3 separate regions of the Mus musculus genome follow, and all the other regions are linked to region 3. Evidence: chromatin loops called from intact Hi-C (ENCODE). Cell type or tissue: heart. All regions are shown on one strand.

Evidence for each region. A loop is a pair of places that touch in the nucleus more often than their neighbours do. Peaks named below come from ENCODE experiments on the same cell type or tissue, not always from the same donor. Only the 100,000 strongest peaks of a DNase experiment are listed, where the experiment ranks them.
Region 1: it touches region 3 in a loop (2.7-fold over the local background); 3 of 42 quality-filtered maps call a loop at or near these places.
Region 2: it touches region 3 in a loop (2.9-fold over the local background); 3 of 42 quality-filtered maps call a loop at or near these places.

Annotation. Positions count from the first base shown.
Region 1 is chr14:97,827,849-97,832,848 of GRCm38, forward strand. Dach1 (dachshund family transcription factor 1) reads right to left here. Exons shown (of 12, transcript NM_007826.3): 9 at 3,446-3,593; 10 at 393-536. Among named protein-coding and RNA genes, the nearest start is that of Gm25831, 140 kb to the right of the region's middle. In heart, a CTCF peak has its summit at 2,219 (motif pointing left); no DNase peak of the experiment used is centred here.
Region 2 is chr14:99,020,079-99,025,078 of GRCm38, forward strand. No RefSeq gene overlaps it. Among named protein-coding and RNA genes, the nearest start is that of Mzt1, 24 kb to the right of the region's middle. In heart, a CTCF peak has its summit at 2,400 (motif pointing left); no DNase peak of the experiment used is centred here; H3K4me3 peaks cover 336 bases; H3K27ac peaks cover 1,175 bases.
Region 3 is chr14:98,166,163-98,171,162 of GRCm38, forward strand. Dach1 (dachshund family transcription factor 1) reads right to left here and starts at 3,603. Exons shown (of 12, transcript NM_007826.3): 1 at 2,321-3,603. The coding sequence starts at 3,147. Gm33583 (a long non-coding RNA gene) reads left to right here and starts at 3,742. Exons shown (of 2, transcript XR_003951195.1): 1 at 3,742-3,804. In heart, CTCF peaks have their summits at 1,198 and 2,881; DNase peaks (open chromatin) are centred at 1,199, 1,749, 2,129, 3,739 and 1 weaker place; H3K4me3 peaks cover 4,469 bases; H3K27ac peaks cover 3,625 bases.

The DNA of each region.
Region 1 (5,000 bases), 340 kb before region 3:
TTTGATTCCTATTGTCTTTTAAAAACAAGAGCTACCTGTTCACTTGATACAGAATTAAAACCACGTAAGTCTCCTCTTTTCAAGATTTAACAGAATGGTAATTATAAGAATTTTCGGAAGGTGTAGATAGATAAAGTAAAATTGGACATATGATAGACTGAAGTAGGGGTTCTTGGATTAATCTTGCATCCTTTTTCTGTAGAAATGAATTTTGAGAAGCAGAAAAGCAATGCCAAGTCCCAGATAATGAGATCAAATCACACAATGATCAAATCACCTATCAAATAGCGCATGAGACCTAGACATATACACACTCACAAGCACATGTCAACATTGTCCTTCCTCTAATGCAAAGCAAAGTTGCGTATTCAAAAAAAAATGCATGTTCTCACCATTTAAGACCCGGAGACTGTCCGCTGAAGCTGCCTGTTTCAGTGTCTGCTCCGCTTGCTCACGGCGTTTTGTCTCAAATTCTAGTGCCTCCTGCAGTTTTCTCTTTGCTTTCTTTTCCTTCTTTAGCCTCTTTTGAACTATGGCTGGAAAAGAAACCTGCAAATTACTTTTCTGGTCTGTCATGATGCTGATTTACAAATGGTCAATAATCCTCATAGTATTTATTTCTCCTTATAGACCAGAGTCTGGCTACAATGAGGAAACCCCAAGTCCCAACTTCACCTTAAATTATCCCAAAGAATATGTTCATAAAAGCCAATTCTATATTTAACCCTTAAATAACTACAAGAATGGCTTAATTGTCCTATGAAGAGATAAATTTAACAGATGGTACTAACTACAGTAAATTTTGTGTTCACTGATACAGGGAGCTTGTTAAAATAAACGTTGTGGCTTAGTCTCTGCTTAGAATCAGTTCACTGCAGAGTACACTCAATAGTGCATATTTTTGTGTGCATATTATACAGCACACACAATAATGCATCCTGATGTATGTGTGTCCCTCATCTCAGGAGGCCGTACCTCTACAACTGCTGCTGAAAGAAACCAAAAAGAAAAAAAAAACCAACAACTAGATTTTTAATAATTATTCCTTCTGATTTTATAAAATAGAGAATATTGCATGTATATGAGGAATGACATAATTATGTCATTCATATGTAGAAGTAGTCATTTTAACATAATTATAATATCAACATAATCAGCAATATTATTTTTTTCTAAAATTGATTCCTTCCTGGGTAATACTATAGCATATTTCAAGGAAACATATTATAGCTTCATTTTGTTGAAGTTAGAGTATATATCAAATCTTCCTTGAAGTTATAATGTTCGACCGACGACATGGTTTCGTATGAAAAAGTAGAGTATGATACTGAAGTTGGTTATGATACATTTTCTCCCATGAGATGATTAGAATAGTGGTGCCTAATGCTAATCAACAAATAATAACAATATGAACAATCAAAATGTACATCCATAGATTAAATGGTTTTTACTCTGTCTACACCTATGTAGATGGACTTAGGAAGAAATGGAGGCAAATGTTAATTCTTTAAAAATTATCTATCTGGATAATTAAAAAGCACTCTGGATGTTTGACATCACTGTGACAAATTTAATCTTTGAGCTATAAAGGGAAACGGCTCTGTGTCTTGCTACCCACTGAAGAGCAATGCATTTACTTAATTTCATATTTAATAGGCATGTAAAGGTAGGAAAGTCTTCTAGTAAATATTTAGTCTCAGTTTCTATTCCCCATGTCTCATTTGTATCACCATTCGGTCTACCTTGATGGCAGCCCATTAACCCTTGAGCTCATTGGCTTTTGTATCATATATCTCAAATAATTTTACCCCTAATGGGCATTGACTACATTGTTATCTATGAAATAATTGGCACTGATTCAAAATAATGCTAATTTTCTTTAAGAATGAAATAATATTTTTATTTTACTGTACTTGTAGTTTCTTTTTCCAAATGTTATATTAGTATTTATCCATGAAAAGATCTAGTAGTTTTGAAACAAGTTTATAAAGAGCACATGATCATGAAACATGAATACGCAGCACTGAGCCATTTACCATTTAATTTCCTCCTATATGGTTGCCTGAAATAAGATTGAACCAGTTGTCTGCAGGATAACACACTTATAAGTAGATACATTTATAGTGGGTAAGTATGAATAATTATTATTTTCAGCTTACTGTTGGAAGTTAATTAAATGGGAGGAGATTCAAGGTGTGATCTGTGGATGTTTTGCCCTCTAGTGGTTAGAGGAATAATACTGAAGGTAAAACTTGGTCTTACTAGACTTGCCAGTCTCCAAAGGTTATTTTAGAAATGCTACGGCCTATCATTTAATCTTATATGAATCTTCTTCAGGCTAGAAAAACGGTAGAAACATGGCTCTCTCATCAAAAATGGTTCCACAGATTCACCTCTTTGCTCAAACATCCTCATTCACTTCACACACATCTATTATCATGCTTGAATTATTTTAGTTCTTAAATCTATGCATACTCATTATTTTATACCATGTTATATACTGAATGAGTGTTATGTGATGTATGATGATGTCTCTAAAAAGCTGAGTTCAGAAACCTACTAGATATTGATTTATAACAACTAATGCAATAACTGTGGAAATTCTAAAACAGAAACAATGATCTTTAAATGACCACCTCAAAGATGAAAGGTGGACAGTTGAAGAATCTATAATGGATACTTATAAAATTAAGGAAAGAGAAATCAACCTTTTCTACAGATCTTGTGAAATCATGTAGCTGAATCGAAGGAGAGATTGGCTGTCATCGTCAAATTCATGTAAAAAATAAATACACAAATATGAATGACCTTCAAAATTATTTATCGATGACCAGTAAAATATTGTAAAAGAAACAATTTGCAGATCAATAATGCCATTATTTTTATCCAATAAGAATTCACTTTGATCTGTACTTTATGTACTTGACCTTGTTGAATGAAAATGAAGCATTCAGAAGGAAAATCGTACAAACACTTAACTTCAGTCATTTGCTCAGATATTCATCAAGCTTCCATGTCAGTTGATAAGTATCTCACCAAACCTGTTTTGCTTGAATAATCAGTCTTTTCTATTTTAGTTTTATGACTTTAACTCCTGAGGTTTTTCAAAGAGCAACTGTGAGTGAACACAACATTCTTCTTCAGAGTTCTCATCTTATCAGAGCCCATTCTTATCGTAAGGAATATGAATTCATTAAACCCTATAAGCAAGGAAAACTATATGATCAATGATATGGATAGATATACCCAATCCTGAGGTAGAAAACAGAAGATAGTATGGACTTTGAACATTCATAAATACAACAGACTTGGGAATCAAGTACTATTCTGAGCTTTGTTACAGGCAACGTAGCAAAAATTAAAGTAAGCAACCAAACACAGAACAGTATTTTTATGTCAAATATTTCACTTAAACTTTTGGAATTGTGTGGACTTTCCCAGGTACCTCTGTTCTTTTGTTCCATGGCCAGCTGCTTCTCCAGTGTTTCTCTTAGTTCTCTTTCTCTTAAAAAATCCATCTTCAGCTCTGTTTTTTCCAGTTGGACCTGCTTTTCTTGAGCTCTGGCATTGTCTATGGCAACTTTCAAGAGGCCCTGGACAAAGAAGGTATTCAGCATAAGGATATTTTGGTATAAAACCCATTTTGTTAGTTATTTGGATGTATTCAATTCCTGCAAACACAAATGCATAAATACAACAATTAAAACAAACTAGAAAACCTTCTAAGTCTAATTAAACTATTTAGAAAGACAAGTATTTATGGTATGTGGGTTCATTGGTTTGAAGTAGACTATTTAGCTTTTGAAAAAGATAATAAGTGTCACACCAAAGCATACTATAAAATACAAATGGGAAAAGTTGCAGGCAACAGTTCTACAGGAGCCATCCAGCGTGGCCTGGTAGGCTGACAGCATCTTCAAATTCATGCAACCATTCCCCAACAAGGACACACCCTCTAAAACTTGTAGGGAATTGCAGGCTGGTCTCCAGTTGAGCTGAAGTCTGAACCCTGATGGTCATAATTCACCTTCATGACATGGTAGGCGTTCCCTCATGATCCTGTAACTCTGGCCCCTGCCTAAATTACCACCTCCCACAACCTGCACAAGAGAAGCATGGTAGGTAGTCATGTAAAAGCAATGGCCCACGCTTCTGACCTTCAGGCTAAACTCCTCTCCAGTTACCTAGCAACAATAAAGTCCATAAAAGGGGCTTTTAGGCCCCCACCTTGCTCTCTTGCTCTTACTCCTTTGTTCCTTTACCTCTCACTTCTCTCACTTCTCTCTCCTCTTTCTCATTGTCTTCTTCTTTCCTCTCCTCTCTCCCTCTTTCTCTCTCTTTCACTCTAGCCTTCTCTCCCTCTCCCTCTCCCTCTCCCTCTCCCTCTCCCTCTCCCTCTCCCTCTCCCTCTCCCTCTCCCTCTCCCTCTCTCTCTTCAATAAAGCTCCTAAACCAGAGTGTCTCTGCTCCATCAAGATCCACTGCAACACTCTCACCAGTGTTGGGAACCTCTTTCCCTATTCCCTCTCTCCAATAACCCCAGGGCTACAGGGTATGGCCTCGGGGTCCCCCGCTGTGTGGGTCAGGCATGCTCACCCTGGGCTGAGTGGAAAAGTGTCTAGCAACTCTGCCTGCATCCACCTGCCCAGAGCACAGGAACTCTGGCCAGATGATAGGTCCCTTTTCCTCCCCAACTTCTCCCCAGGACCTCCCTTTATTTTGTTCCCTACAAAAGCTGTCTTTCATTGTGTTCCTCACTTCAAGCTATCTGTGTCTGCTGGAGGAAGCTTTCTCTTCCCTCTATAACTTCACACGGCTCACACCCCCATTTTACTTTACCTTTGCCTAAAGCTACAATTCAGAAGACTTCTCTAATCATCCAACCAGAAATGCCCTTCATGCAGATGTTGTTAGCCCTTCTTGATCATTATGATTAGGTTCACAATTAAGTAATATTACTAGATATCTATGTATTCACTGGTTTATATCATCCCTCTTCC
Region 2 (5,000 bases), 850 kb after region 3:
ATGTGAGCGGATCACTCCCTGAAAAGTGTTGACTCACCTTGGTTCCCAACAAGACAAGAGGGCTTTGCCATACATATATAGCACAAAGCTTTCTAAGCTAGGAACCCTAGGGCTGGATGTAAATTCTTTACTTCACACACAGAGCAAGCCACCGGAGGTCACTCCAGATGTGACTGCCTCCTTCCCTCTCAGACCAGAAGACCCTTCCCAAGCTCCTGAAGACTGAGAATTGCTAGCATGTTCTAGAGTTTGCTTGTTTTGCTGGTCATAAAGCATTGAGGGAGAGGTGCCCTGAAGCAGTATCGAGTGGTCAACCTCATACGCGTTCACAACAACAGCAACATCACCATCATCCTCATCAGCGTTTCTACCTTTTCCCATCCGCTCACCCCAATTTTCTGCTCCCTCATACACTCTCAGTTTACAAGAGGGAGCCACAGCCCCCACTCCCACTACTTTTGCCTGAATTGGAGCAAATAGCAAAAGATTCATGGACTGCATAAGTGATTGGCTGCACTCAATTTTATCACAACTCGTTCTCTTCCTTTCTGTTTTTCTCCTTTCCTTTCCTTTCCTTTCCTTTCCTTTCCTTTCCTTTCCTTTCCTTTCCTTTCCTTTCCTTTCCTTTCCTTTCCTTTCCTTTCCTTCCCTTCCCTTCCCTTCCCTTCCCTTCCCTTCCCTTCCCTTCCCTTCCCTTCCCTTCCCTTCCCTTCCCTTCCCTTCCCTTCCCTTCCCTTCCCTTCCCTTCCCTTCCCTTCCCTTCCCTTCCCTTCCCTTCCCTTCCCTTCCTTTCCCTTCCCTTTCTTCTGCTAGCAGTGCACCTTTTATCTTTTGAAAGTCAATTCTAAGATAGACAGTAAGACAACAGAAATAACAGTCTGGGTGCAGTGTGAAGCTCAGCTGGTTAAGGCCCTTGCTGCCAGCCTAGGAAGTAACTTAAGCTCGTTCTCCAGCACTTACATGAAGGTGGGAGGAGAGAAACAGTCCCACAGGATTCCTCTGTTCTTGGTTTCGTCACCTTGACACAAGCTAGAGTTGCCTGGGAAGAATTGCCTCCATCTGATTGGCCTGAGGAAAAGCCTATGGGGCATTTTCTTAACTGCTAGTTGACAGAGGAGGGCCCAGTCCACTGTGGGTGGTATCATCCCTAGCCAAGTGTGCCTTGAGGAGAGACTAGTAGAGTAGACTAATAGAATAGGTAACTGAGGAAGCCAGATAAACAAGCCAGAGAGTAGCATCCTCTATGGTCTGGGTTTCACATTCTGCCTCCACATTCTTGTCTTGGTGATTCCCTTGGTGATGAACTGTAACCTGTAAGCCAAAATAAACCCTTCCCTCCTACTTGAAATGGGCTTTGGTAATGATGTTTATCACAGTAACCAAAAACAAACTAGAACATCATGTGACCTCCATTTGTATACCATCACACACACACACACACACACACACACACACACACACACACACACAGAGCATTCGCGAACACTTACATAATAATAAATAAAAAATTTCAAATGAGATAAAGCAGGAGACTGCAGTAGTTTCTATTTTATAACCCGAAGGTATGGCATCAAGCTATGCTGATATTTCTCAGCTCTCTCTGATCCGACTCACTTTTTACCATTTTTCTCTTTGCAGGTCTGTACAATAAAATTGTGTCTTTGGCTGTATGTATAACCACAGTGAGGGTAAAACTTCTATGTAACTCAAGGGTTTAGTTAAGTGTTCTTATTATAAGTTTTTTAAAAATAGTGATAAGTTAGAGTAATTCAAAAATGCAGGATTTAAAAGTTAGTATTGTTAATACATTAGAGAAAAGCAGCCTGCCCCAACTGATCTCAGGTAGCATTTGCCCAGCACACATCATTCTTATTCCACTTTTAAAAGAAAAAGGTTATAACTAGTTTTATCACTGCTTTTTTTAAAATCATGATATTATTGTCTATATTGTTATTAATTATTGATGACTGTATTATTAATGCAGTTGCCTGTATGCTTATATATTACAATTGAGTTTAGCTCAATTATGTACCCAATTCTACACATGTGTAATATAAAAACATCTCAAAATGCATTGAAAAGCCCATTTAATTAAGACCTTTTATTAAAAGGTCTACATTAATAGAGAAGATGACACTTTGTCTAAAGCCAATGCCGCTCCTCTTATACCTCAGTTGAGATGTATGGATACACAGATGCTTAAATAAACACAGAGTAATTTAAAATTTTTCTTTTTAATTTGAAGCTTAATGTGATTAAGTTGGTTATAGAATAATCAGTTGTCTTATAATCATATTCTACTGTTCAAACTGAAATAAAATACACCTTCCTTTATTAAAAAAAATGTCTTCAGAGTTGATTAGAGGGCAAAGTGGTCTCTATTACAAGAGCTTTTTCTGCCATCTAGTGGAAAAGTGAAATCTAAGAGGATGCCTAATTTACATTTTAAAATTGTATTGTGTGTGGAAAAGGCACGTTTGAAATGGCGAGAAAGCAAAACAGTGTGCTGTCTCCCGGACTTGTTCTGTGACTAGACAGCATGTGGGCAAACCAACCCTTCCCAGAACAGCAAGACTTAGAGAAAAATGTGCAGGTTGCTTCGGGCTGCCTCTAAAACTCCTCCGGAGCTCCTGCCCGCCCCTTAAGGTATTAGCATCCATCGTTTGACGCAACTGCTTGTCATTCACTGTCAAACTGATCAGGGTCCCAGGTCTCTTCTAGTCCTTTAGATCCCCTTACCCTGTAAACAGCGGCTTGTACGTTTCTGAGGGAGGCGATTTGAGGGCTTCTATCTCAAACTGTGGCTTCTCAACTTTAAAATGGAAGCACAGACAGGCTGTGTGGTGCTGGGCATTTCTTAGGAAGTGTAGGCAGGAAGAGTGCTATTCCAGGTCTGCCTAGGTTACAGAGTAAATACAAAACAACCTGGATGACTTAGTGAGACCCTGTACCCAAATAAAACACAAAGTCGGTGCTGGAGATTGCTCAGTGAAAGGATGTGTCTACCATCTAAGAAGCTCTAATGTGAACCCATAGTCCCGCAAGGGGTGGAGGAGTGAGGGGAGGAGAGAGGAGACAAAAGGAAGGGGAGATGAAGAGAAAAGAAAATTCCTCTAACTCCACTAAAGCATATATTTACTATTACAACACAAGTACACAGCTATTTGTGCATTTGTGGGTGTAAGCGTCAGAATTCCTTGTTCTAAAGAAATGCCAGGGCTGGAGAAGCAGGCTCAGAGGGAAAAGGTGCTTGTGGCCTTCCACACTCGTGCTAAGGGTGTGTGCGTGCACCGACACACACAGACATACAATAAATCAATTAATAAATCAAGTAAAAAGAAATAAGCTCCTCCCAGAAGCCATAGACGATCATAAAGATGACACTGTCAAGAGAGGGTTCCCTCCCTTCAAGTTGTCCATCATGAGGAGTCTGAAGAAACCCCAAAAGTCACCTAGGCTCTTCCTATTGCTCTTGGGTGTTTTCTAGAATATGATGATAAGACCTTATTGCTAAAGATACCAATCACTTTCTCAAAAGACTTGCAGAAATGATGTTTGGTATTCCTGTCTAACAGTTAGCTCTCATAGAGTCAATATGCTAAGAAGGCCACCAAAGGAGAAAAGTTGTCAGCAGTCCTACCCAGCTATAAATCCTGCAGACTACAATAATAACCAACCTAGGAAGATGGTGGTGCCATAGTGGCCCTATCATAGGGGTAAGTAGCTGCTATCTGGTTGGACTTGTAGTGTCTTATCAATAAGACTTGGTACTATAAACCTAGCCAAGAACTTGTGTCTAGAGAGGAACCAGACCCTACAGAAGAAACTATCTCCTATAGTATCCAACTGCCTTTTAAATATTTATTGTTGGGGCTAGAGAGATGGCTCATTGGTTAAGAGCATTCCGTGCGCTTCCAAAGGACCCATGGATTCCAGCACATGACCGGCAGCTTATAACTACAACTCGAAGGGATCTGATGCCTTCTTCTCTGTTGTCACCCCTGCACACATGACACACACTCACACACACGTGGTCACACAAAAATAAAACTTTTTAAAAAATAGATGCTTTCCCCTTATACTTATAAATAGGTACAGCAACTACTCATCAAAGAAGTTTCATTTTGTGGCAGACAGGGACTATTGTAGAGATCTATGGCTAGCCAAAGCACAGGGAATTAGTGACACTAAATGGCCTAGTTTCAAATGGCATTACGTCTATTAAGACAACTTCTGCCCACAAGGCTCACACTATGGAAGAGGGAATAGAACAATTCTAAGAGGGTCAGGAGGATGCCTGCAAAATAGTGTCTTCTGGACATGCAGGGACAACAACACGGTTGCCTGCACAAGACCTGCACAAGACAATACTAGCCAACCTTCCAACACAAAAGGGGGAAGGGCACACAGGCCTTACCCCAAGATGAAAGTAGTTGATGACAACAGAAAGAGAGACAGTGTTCCTAAGGCGTGAGCTTTCTGGGTGCTTGCCTGGGTCCTAGCAGTCAGCAGCATAAAATAATGTAAGTTATACCATGTAAGTTAAATAGGAAAAAAAAAAAGAACAGAATAAAATGAAAAATACAGTAGTGGCCACTTATCTAAATTTATTACTTTTTAAAAATTTATTATTATTATTTTACTTATTCATTTTACATCCTGCTCACTGTCCCCTTTCCACCAGTCACCCCCTCTCACAACCCTTCCCCCATCCCCTCTCCCCTTCTCCTCTGAGCAGGCGGGTTCCCCTGGGTATGCCCCCCCCCCCACAAACCCTGGCACAAGTCTTTGCTAGGCTAGGCCCATCCTCTCCCACTGAGGCCAGGCAAAGCAGCCCAGCTAGAAGAACATATCCCACATACAGGCAATAGTTTGGGGGATATCCACCACTCCAGTTGTTCGGGACCCACATGAAGGTCAAGCTGCACATCTACTACAGCCCATGTATGCTCTTTGGTTGGTGTTTATTGTGACTTTTCCCACTTCTCTAACTCTTTCAG
Region 3 (5,000 bases):
CTGAGTTTAAGTGATCTTTGGCCTTGGAACTTAAGACTCCAGAACTGTTAGGAACCTCTGGGAAGGAAAAATGGACAAAGGAAGAAAAGGATGATGGTTGGAGGGACCGGAAAGAGGAGGAAAGAAAGTAAAAAGAAAACTTTTTTTTTTAAAGTAACTTTAAGACTATCCTCCGACTATATGACTAAAACTACCATTTAAAGTCTTGGTATCATAACATCACAGAGCCACTGTAAGGAGTTCCTCACAGGGTGTGTGTGTGTGTGTGTGTGTGTGTGTGTGTGTGTGTGTGTGCTCATGTCAGTGTGTGCCTGCACATATGTAAAATGACTGTTGATTATTCAGCACGAGAAACACAATGGATATTGGGAGAAGAGCAGGCATTTCGTTAGTGAAGAGGAAAGCTGCATCTCAATTTGTCACAGAGTCAGTGTGACAGCCAGCAACACAAGTGTCTGAACTGACTTCCAGTTTTACTGTGCATTGTTCATGACTCTACAACAATGTCCTGGGTGCTTCTGGTAGTTTTTACGACAGGTTTTGGACAAATATGTTATCTTCTGGACAACCAAGAATGACAGTTATCTGACTAAATGGCATTTAGCAATCAGCATGCCCACCCGTGCCCAATGCCATCTGGCCACCCACCGGATCCAGTAGAAGCATGTGTGCGCGCACGTATGTGCGAGCAGGACACACACACACACACACACACACACACCACAGCTGAAATAAGAGGTCAAGACAGGAACATCAAAACATCAAATAAACACAGAAAGGAATTGCTAGCTAGGTCAGTTAAGTTGGGATGGAGTTCTGGTCTTTTCCTTTCTCTTCCCAGGCCCTACAGAGGAATAGTCTCAAAGAAATTGCTGGTGGCTTTGGGTCTGGTTTCTCACCTCTCCTGTCCAGTTTCCTTAGCTCTGTTAAGAGCCTCTGCTTTTTCCCCTCACCATTAAGCTTATTTTAAAGGTACCAAAGTGTGCGTATGTGCATGTGTGTGTGTGTGTGTGTGTGTGTGTGTGTGTGTGTGTGTATGAATCTTTTCTCCCAGTTCCCAAGTGCCTACTTATGATCTCCAACTTTCTCTACTTTCTTTCTCTCAGAACCTCTGAACTTATCCCTCTGCCAGCAGCTGGATCATTTCTACCCCGAAACTGACAAGTTGCCCCACTCCCGCCCCCTCTCGGTAGATCCTCCCCCAGTGAGCGTTCATTAGCATAAAACTGGTTGGGTCAGGGACTGTCCCAAGGCCACCTCGGCGCACATGCACAAGGAAGACTAGGCGAGAAGTATTCAAGCCCTTAGCATCCTGTGGCAAAAGGACCACCTGCACCTTTCCTGAGCTACTAAACTCAGAAAAGAAAGTGGAAAGAAAAAAGAAAAAGAAAGAGCGAAGACTGGTCAATCCGCACTTTGAAAAGAGGGCGAGCAAGTCCCTTTCTTTTCTTCCCCACCTCTCCAATTCAGCTTCCAAGAGTCTGGGGCACCAGGTCATCTCCTAAAGAACAAAACGTGTTTGTGCCCTCGCATTTGCCCCGGGGCAAACGTACTTCTTTTTTTCTTTTCACGAGCGCGTGCGCGCGCGCGCGTACACACACGCACACACACACACACACACACACACACAGATAGGGAGACACAAACACACACATCCGCGCACACACAAACCCCTCCCCTACACAGGCTTCCCTCTGGGATGTGGGGCTGAACTCTTTGGTTGAACTCTCAGATTACCCCTGCTCCTCTCAGCGCCCGGTACTGTTCCGGTGCTGACTTCTCAGCGCCGCTCTCAGCTGCCAGCCCACCCTCTTTTCTTACTAGAGGAGCCCCCCTATCCCAGAGCGCATCCCTCAGCTTCGGAGCCCTGCAGGATCAGGGTCACGACCTCCCTCCTATCCCAGAGGTGCCCAGAGGCTTCTTGGAGGAACCCAGGTCCCAGGAGTGCACACTCAGGCAGTAGTGTCCGGAACGGGTGCAGGTCACCAGCGCGCCCGGGAAGGGGCTGTGACTCCTGGGAAGGCACCTTCCTCTGGTTCCCCACTCTGCATCCCAAGCTCAGCGGCAGCCTAGCCCGAATGCCCTAGGAAGCATCAGGAACACCCGGCCGGCACGGATCAGGCCGCGAGCAGTGCGAACTTGCCCAGGAGGTCGGGCGAAGGAGACTAGCCCCGGGGACCGACAGGAGAGGGCCGTGCTCGCCAGGGCGCGCAGCTCGCGGACGCGCTGAGCGGGCGGCGCCGGGAAGGGAGCAGGGGAAGGGCGAGGAGGAGGGTGGGAAAGGACCAGGGCGACAGAAGGTTTCCCCTCCGCTCTTTACCTGGCGTTGGTGCAGTCATTGTAGAGGGTCTCGAAGTCCTTCCTGGAGATGAGTTTGCAGCGGTTCACTCCGGGCTGGATGGCCCCCAGTCCCCTCAGGATGCGAACCTGTTCCACATTGCACACCACCGGCGTGATCTCCAACCGCTTCAGCTTGGTGTAGACGGTGTGCAAGCCCCCCACCAAGTGCTTCAGGAACAGGTCGAAAGCCTGGGGCAGGCAGATCAGCTCGCAGCCCTCCACCGTAAAGGAAGCCACTTTGGCCCCTCTCAGATCCACCATTTTGCACTCATTATTCTGGGGGGTGTTTTCCACTGGGGACGGGGTTGAGTACACGGGTTTCCCAGGGAGGGGGCCGCAGCTGCTGCTGCTACTGCTGCTGCTGCTGCTACTGCTGCTGCTGCTGCTACTGCTGCTGCTGCTGCTGCTACTGCTGCTGCTGCCGGTGCTCGCGGTGATGGGGGTGCTGGAGGCGCCGCCGCCGCCAGCGCTAACGCCGCCGCCGCTGCTCCCGGCCGCCAGGCTGGGGTTGCAGTTGCTCCCGCCGCCGCCTCCGTTGCCGCCGCTGCCACCGCCGCCTCCGCTGCCGCCGCCGCCGCCACCAGGAGAGGTGACTGTGGCCGCGGCTGAAGAAGAAGCAGAAGAGGCAATGGGCTCCGGCCGGAACAGAGTTGGCCCAGACGACGCCGGGGGTCCGATGGATGGAGCCGGAGACGAGGTCGCCGAGGAGGTGGAGGTGGTGGTGCCCGAGGAGGAAGCAGAAGTAGAGATCGGGGGTTGAGGGGGGACCAGCTGGGTCGGAGGGATCAAAGCCGCCGGCACTGCCATGGTCACATATAAGGGGAAACAGAAGGAGGAGAAGCGAGGGGGAAAAGTTGCCACACACCCCCCAAAGGGGAAGGGGGAGAAAGGGGGACAAGGATCGAGGTGGGGGGGGGGGCAGAGACAACAAGCACTCTAGGAAGGAACCTTAGTTGGAGAGAGGGAGAGAAGAGGAGAAAAAGGAGGTGAGGTTAAGAAAGAGCGAGCGCAGGAGGGGCGAGCGCGAGAGGCGCTCGAGAGAGAAACGCACAAAAGTGTCCCGCAAGTCGAAATGCGAGTCCTCTCTCGGGGCTGGGATCGCGGGCTGCTCTTGGGGGGGGAGAGGCGGGGGTGGGGCGGGGAGGGTCGGCTGGTGGTGTGTGGGTCCCGCTCTAGCACAAAGTTAAGGATGAAGGTGAAAAGGAGGAGGGTTGAGGGACTTGGGTTCTCCCTGGCAAGTACATTGATCAAAGATTGAGAGGGGAATGACAGAGAGAAAATGAGCTGAAAGTGCAGGCTGCCGGCTGGACGAGTTGTTGTTGTCACACGGTGCGGAGGGGAGGAGCTCCGGATACTTGAAATACCCTTTGAAGCCGCGAAAACCTCACTCACTAGTATTAACCCAAATTATCCAACCAGGAACTCGGAGCACAGACTCCAAGAGCGCGAGACCGAGGAAAGGGGGTGGGTAGAAAACGGGAGTGGGGGGGGAGGGTACGGAGGAAAAGGGTGGGAGGAAAGCCCTAGAAAAGCCGGGGCCCAAGAGTGGTGCTCAGAGAGAGGGAGAGAAAGCTGGTCATCTACTTCTCTCGCGCTGCTACCGTTACATCCCCTGCCACCTCCTCTGTGGCTTTGAAGGAGAAGACTCTTAGCTCCCACCCACCCACCCACCCCAAAAAGGTTCTGAGCAAACGCCTCATGACTGAAAGAGCGGCGGTGCCGCTGCCAGCTCACCTTCAAGGATTTAGGTTCACACACACACACACACACACACACACACACGCGCGCGCGGGGCATTTGTGCAAGCAGTTACAAAAGGAAACATCCCCAGCTCATGACTGTTGGGCAATTATTATTATTATTATTATTATTATTATTATTATTATTATTATTATTATTATTATTATAGGAAAATTCACATGTAAGCAGTGTGGACTATTTTGTGTATCTGACGGGTTTTTTTTCTATATCAAAAATGTTTATATAAAGATAAAGAAGAGTTTTCAAGCTGCGGGAAGAAAGTCACTTAAGAATAATGGGTGCTCCTGATCCTAGTAGACAGGGATACAGTGGATTAAAACAACTTCCCTTTCACCTCCAGAGATTGGTCAGGGATGACTTCTTTATCTAGAAATTTCTAAAGAGATCAGCTGTCCTTGAAGATTAGAAAGTAGAATACAAAAACACACTGATGTTTCTTACCCAAAACTCTAATTAATTCACCTGGTCTTGCACAGTAATCAACTCTCATTTCTCCTTCAGTACCCGAGGAGAGTCGAAAGTGTGTTATTTAAGTCACACAATAATTATTGGGTTCCTTTCATATTTGGAAAGTCCTGCTATGTTTTGGGAACTTCGTTTTTGCTTTCTCAGTGAGAATGTGTTTGTAAAGAATGAAATAGAAACTAAGCCTCCTGGTTGACTTGTAAACACAGAAGGCAGAAGGGAATAGTGGTTTGGGGCTGCATGAGGGGAGTAAGACACTCATTTTCTCCTCCTGTCTTCTCTAACTTGTTGCACAGCGATGTTTTTTCCGGGATGTTTGACCAGCATAGAATTTGAGCATAGGTCCTGTGTGTTTGTTGCTTATATCTCTAGGAATCTGGAGTAGTTAGGCATTGAACCTGTCTACACATGTCTAAAGATTTCATAAGATGTGA